Regions from separate parts of the Mus musculus genome. Here region 1 is linked to region 2. The links are chromatin loops, found by intact Hi-C in ENCODE. Cell type or tissue: heart. All regions are shown on one strand. Links, peaks and the distances in the headings refer to the core of each region. The heading gives the core; the rest is flanking DNA.

Region 1 (2,909 bases), core at 105-2,604, 180 kb before region 2:
CACTCTTAATATAGCACTCCTTTGAAAATAGTCTACTAGTCTTAGTAGTATCTGCAAAGAATGGAGATCTCTTTGTTGAATAGGCATATAGTATATACAAATAAGATCCTCCAGTAGGCAGGATAATGATCCCCAAGAGGAATTTGTGTCTCTAAATCCAGGAACCCATACATGTTATCTTACATGTCAAGGGGCCTTTTCTGATGTAGTTATGAGTGTACACCTGAAAATAAGATTATTCTGGTGAGCTCAAAACAAACAAACAAACAAACAAACAAACCCCCCCAAAACCCAAACCCATTGTGGAAGGCTCAGGAAATGCACTATCCTTGGCTTTGAAGAAAGAGGTCAAGCCAAGGAGTGGAGATTCTTCCACTTTCTAGGAAGGAATGCAATTTCTCTGACTTCTGGATTTTTAGCTCTACGAGACCCGTACACAGGCACAGTGGCCTAAAAAAAAAAAAAATCACAAGAATTCGACATGAAGAATACATTTGGCTTCACGAGCTTGTTCAGGAGATGTTGGGACAGGCAAAATCCATTCAGCTCGTGCGCAGAACGCTGTGCTGGAGGCAGCAGGCTGCGTGGTGTGTGCTTCTCTCTCAGGGCGAGGCACAGTCGCTGCTCTTCTCAGATGGCGAAGAAAACCGAACCCCAGGGGTTGCCTTGTTTGTGCACGAGTGAGTTACGATAAAGTAGGCAAACCCAAGAAAACGCCCTCTTAAGGCTCGCCTCCTGAAGCTCCTAGACGACAAGGCCACCACAGTGTCAATGGTCTGTGCAGGGCTCACACTGTCTTTTTCCGCCCTGGGAGGATGTCACACACCTCAGGTCGTGGACTCCCTCAGCGAAGAGGGTCGAGGTCGCCGACTAATGCCAAATCTCGCGATATTTGGGACGTTCGCGAACTGCGCGAGGCTGACCTCGTCTGGAAGGGAAGCCGCTTCCGCCCGCTGAAAGGCTAGTCCATCTTCTCGCGATATCTGGAGGGAGGCGAGCGATGGAGCGCAGAGGCGCTCGTTCTCGCGGGATTTACGGGCTCTGGCGAGCGTTGGCTGGTCGCTGAGGTGACGCCGCCGCGTCAGGCCCCACATAGCGCCCCCCGCTCCGGGCGGGCGATGCCCGGCAGCCGGCCCACGTGCCGTGCTCTCCTCGCCGCCGAGAGCGGCGGGGCTGCCGGGTGCCTGCCCCTAGCCCGATGGACATCTCCGCCCCGCAGTCCCGCGCAGACTCCCGCAAAGGTATGAGCTCCGAGCTCGCGCCTCTGCGCAGGCACACGTCTTCAGGGCACTTCCGGAAGCGGCTCCCGCGTGCTTCCTGTGATTGACAGCTGCGGGTTTCGAACTCTTGCCCCGCGGGAAGTCCTCGGCTTTGCGACTCAGCCGCCTGGACGAAAGAATTTAGTGCTGTCCCTCACAGTTACTCGCCGAGCAGTGGGAACAGACTCCTCATCTGTAAAACGAGGACTATTGCTTCTTGTGACTATTAGATGAGATGAGATGCAAGTGACTCCACTTTTGACCCTTGGCGTTCAGTAAATGTCATTTTTGTCTTTGTATATGCCAGTTATTAGTCAATAGCAGGGATCTGTTAGGTAGATGATCAAAGGCCTATTTATTTAGTTTAGTTCACTTACATGGCGTATTGAAGCAGAATTTTGCCTCTAGTAGATCACCAAGAGCTTTTGAAAGTGCAGTTATCTCACAAGCCATCAGGGATGCAGACTTGCCCTCTAGCTTTTATTAATAAAATTGATTGATATAACAGATTACAAACTTTGTGTATATGTGTGCATCAGGCATGTGAAAGTCAGAGGATAGCTTGGGTGAGTCAGTTCTCCTTATGAATTCAGAGGCTGGAATCCAGGTCAGCAGTATTAGCAGCAAGTTGGCTTACAGATGGAGTCAACCTTCAAGCCCTGACAGAACAGATTTACAACTGAGTGTTCTGTGCCCAGGAATCATTGGGTAAATCTTGCTCTTCCTTTGAGGAAGATATCTCATGAAAGTAAGCAGGTGCTCAATGCTAATTTCAGGGTAAGCAACAAACCTTGAACTCGTAGGACTAAAAATTGGTCATGTCATAATTAAGGGCCCACAAATAGAAATGCCTTTATGAATCTGACTGCTAAAGGCAAATGGTGGATCTTCTAAGTGACAGTGATGGGACTGCTATGTTTGTTCCTTGATGCTATTAGAAGATTTAGTCACTTTTGGTATTTTAGGGGGAAAATTGCTGATGGGAAGAACAGATCACTCAAGAGTGTCCAAGAAGGAAGTATGTTTCCTATGTTGGAAGCAAACAAAAAAGGCACTTTGGAATTGAGAGAGGCATCCCAATCATTAGGAGCAATACCCCCAGTCCTACCTTTCAGAGAAAAGTCCTCCCTTGATCAGCAGTTCCAATCTCTGTAGTAACAGAATCATTATTCCTGACTCCAACTTTATCTATTTGGTTCTAGAAATAACCCAAACTCAGGTACAAAGGTGCCCATAAAAGATGTCCTGGTGTTTTCCACATACATACAGGTCTACCTGAAAATTTTTTCTGAAATGTGTCTCCCAATACTTCTTTTCCATAGCACTCTGTTCTCTTCTTCCAAAGCACCTTTTGCCATTATGTTTATGTCTATGAGTTTTTTAGGGGCTATCTCACTAGATCAATAATTTGTTTTCACTTAAAAATTCAGCTTATAGCCGGGCGTGGTGGCACACGACTTTAATCTCATTACTCGGAAGGCAGAGGCAGGCGGATTTCTGAGTTCGAGGCCAGCCTGGTCTACAGGGTGAGTTCAGGACAGCCAGGGCTACACTGAGAAACACTGTCTCAAAAAAACAAAACAAAACAAACAAAAAAAAATCAGCTTATGCTTGTTAACTGTCTTTTGTGTGTTAGTCTAAGATTTTTTC
Region 2 (2,909 bases), core at 165-2,664:
TTGGCTCTAGGCAATGAACTAAGTTCTTCCCACATTTCTGGATCATATGGTAATTCTAGGCCTAACTTTCAGAGGAAACTTCATACACAAAGGGTTTGAATAGACATTCCTTCAAACTTAATATTCACAAGTGGCTAACAAAGGCAAGAGAGGACAATACAATACATTTTCAATACAAAATCATTACAGACATGCACGCCAAAAACACAAGACTCTTGAGAAACTGCTTTAGGTTAGCTAGTAAGAAAAGGGAAGGACAAAGAAACGCCAGGCTCGCCAGGCATGGTGGCACACGCCTTTAATCCCAGCACACGGGAGGCAGAGGCAGGCGGATTTCTGAGTTCGAGGCCAGCCTGGTCTACAAAGTGAGTTCCAGGACAGCAGGGGCTATACAGAGAAACCCTGTCTCAAAAAAAAAACAAAAAACAAAAACAAACAAACAAACAAACAAACAAACAAAAACCCAACAGTCTCCTCCCAGATACTGTGTTGGTAAGGACACAGAAGCAGCATGCAAGACAGACAGAATGCTAAATGCAACAGAGGTCACCTGACTGAGCAGCAGAAGTACAGTGCACTACAGGAAGCTTGCCAGCTCGCTGGTTCACATGGTACTAGCTCATGGAAAAGTCAAAAGTCAGGGTCAGGGCAAGTGTGATAGCCCTTGCCTTTTATCCCAGCACTCAGAAGGCAAAGGCAGGTGTCTGTATCTCTGTGACTTGGACTCCAGCCTGGTCTACATATCGAGTTAAAGGCCAGCCAGGGCTACAAAATGAGATGCTACCTCTAAATAAACAAAGTCAGGGTTGGATGTGTAGCTCATGTTGATAGAGTGCCCACCTAGTATGCAAGAAACTCAGTGCTTGACCCATGGAACGTCATAAAATGGAATACATTGAGTCCAGAACTCAGGAGGTGAAGGTGGGAGGATCAGCAGTTCAATGTTATCCTCGCATGGTGAGCTCAAGCTAAGCCTGGGCTACATAAGCCCTTGCCTTTTTTTTTTTTTTAAGAATTAATTTTTTTTTTAAATCAAGGCATGGTTCTACTGAATACAGCTCCATCTTGTGCAATCCTAACATAAAAAAATTATAAACGGAATGGTCAGCAAGCCTGGAGCCCCCTGGACTAGGAACCTGTGAGGAGAATCCGGCTTCTCCCATCCTTGCCAGAGTTTTGAGTCTGTCTCCACTTTCTGTTTCAGCTGCTCTGACAGGTTAGTAGCGACATCTCATGACTTGTCTAGGGATTTTTCCCTATTTGCTCCACACCATCCCTAATACTTTTTTTTTTCCTTCCTTCTGTGTAGCCCCAACTCTCCCACGGCACCTTCCCTTTCCTGCCTTCCTTACTCTTCCCCGGGGTTGGGAGGAAGGTGTCCCACTTCCCCTGGGTTGTGAAGTCCTAAAGAACTCTGTCTCCCCTCCCTTCACCAGCTCTGCAGTGGAAGGATGGAGGAAGCAGCTGGCTGGAGTGCTCAAAGGCCGCCTCTGCTCTTTGTTCTTGTTTATATTCGTTTTCTGGTCACAGCGCAAACTGTTTTGCTTTCTGCTGCTCAGAGAGCCGAGGGAAATGTAAATGTCCCTGCTGTTGTTGAAGCCTGCTGGACAGTGAAAACAGATCAGCTGGACCGCTCTCCCCTCAATCATGTCCCACGGATCCTTCTCAAGCTCCCTAAAGATGATTTTGAATGTTTCAAAGACCTTTGAAAAATTAAAAGGTAAGAGCCTCAATAAGCACTGATGATGTGCCTACTGTGTGCCTGGCTTTCGATGCTGGGTTTGGGCACACATGCTAATAAACCCCAAGCCCCTCCCTGAGCTTTGGGTCCAGAACAAGTTGTTATAGAGAGAGGTAGGCTAAGTGGTTCCACAGAGATAGGCAGAGGTCCGTCAGTCTGGAGGCACAAGCAGTCCCTCACTGAGCAGGAGCCCTGCCATCAATCTTCGCCCCCAACAACTCAAGAAACAGAACACCTCGATCCTGTGCAGAACCAACCAGAGTCTCTGAAGGAAGACCCTAGACATCTGTGTTTCAAAAGCCAAATAAGCTAGGTGTGGCAGTATACTCTTTTAATCTCAGTTCTCAGGAGGCAGAGGCAGGCAGATCTCTGAGTTTCAGGCTAGCCCTCTCTACATAGCCAGTTCCAGGTCAGGCAGGGCTACACAGAGAAACTGAGAAACCCTGTCTTGAAAAACAAAGCAAAGCAAAGCAAAGCAAAGCAAAGCAAAAAAAAAAAAAAAAAAAGCCAATAGGTATCTATACATGTGATGAGCCCTAACCCAGTATGCAGTGATAATGATACTTAGAGGTAGGTCACAAGAAGGAGACTCCATGATGGGATTAGTGCCCTTCCATATAAAGGCACTAGACACATGACTAGACCTGTGGTTGGGTTGGGCTGGGACTTCCAGTCTCCGGACTAGTACAGTGAGAAGCCAGACATCTGCAAGCCATGAAGAGGGCTCTCACCAAGAAGAACGCTGGCCAGCACCTTGGCCTTGGACCTCCCACTTTCTAGAACTGTGGGAACTAAATTCTTTGTGTTCGTGCATTTTGTTATGGCAAGCCAAGCAGACTAGTATGACGTTTCTAAGGCTTGTTCCACCGACGACTACTGACCTCACCTAGCCTTCTCATAACAGGGCAGAAACTCAGATGGATAAAATCCACAGCCAGGTGTCCCTGCCTAGTTAGTAGCCCATCTATGGTCAAATCTAGGGGTTTTGGTCCCACCAACTCAAAGATGACAAGGTTCACTGTGTGTCAGCTCTAGCCAAGAGGACGGTGCCAGGAAAGATTCTGAGGTCAAGTCGTACCTCAGCTGATGTGATACGTGACTACTGTGATTTGGTGGGAGCCTGGCCTCAGAATCCAGCTACTCCAGCAACAGGGGGAATGGCTAAGTA

The links. A loop is a pair of places that touch in the nucleus more often than their neighbours do. Peaks named below come from ENCODE experiments on the same cell type or tissue, not always from the same donor. Only the 100,000 strongest peaks of a DNase experiment are listed, where the experiment ranks them.
Region 1: a loop joins it to region 2, with 4 times the contacts of the local background. A loop is called at or near these places in 1 of 42 quality-filtered maps.

The regions. Positions count from the first base shown.
Region 1 is chr13:63,814,277-63,817,185 of GRCm38, forward strand. Ercc6l2 (excision repair cross-complementing rodent repair deficiency, complementation group 6 like 2) reads left to right here and starts at 964. Exons shown (of 19, transcript NM_001013608.3): 1 at 964-1,241. The coding sequence starts at 1,199. In heart, for the core only: a CTCF peak has its summit at 1,114; a DNase peak (open chromatin) is centred at 965; H3K4me3 peaks cover 2,051 bases; H3K27ac peaks cover 1,506 bases.
Region 2 is chr13:63,989,333-63,992,241 of GRCm38, forward strand. No RefSeq gene overlaps it. Among named protein-coding and RNA genes, the nearest start is that of Gm30950, 63 kb to the left of the region's middle. In heart, for the core only: a CTCF peak has its summit at 1,230; no DNase peak of the experiment used is centred there; H3K27ac peaks cover 597 bases.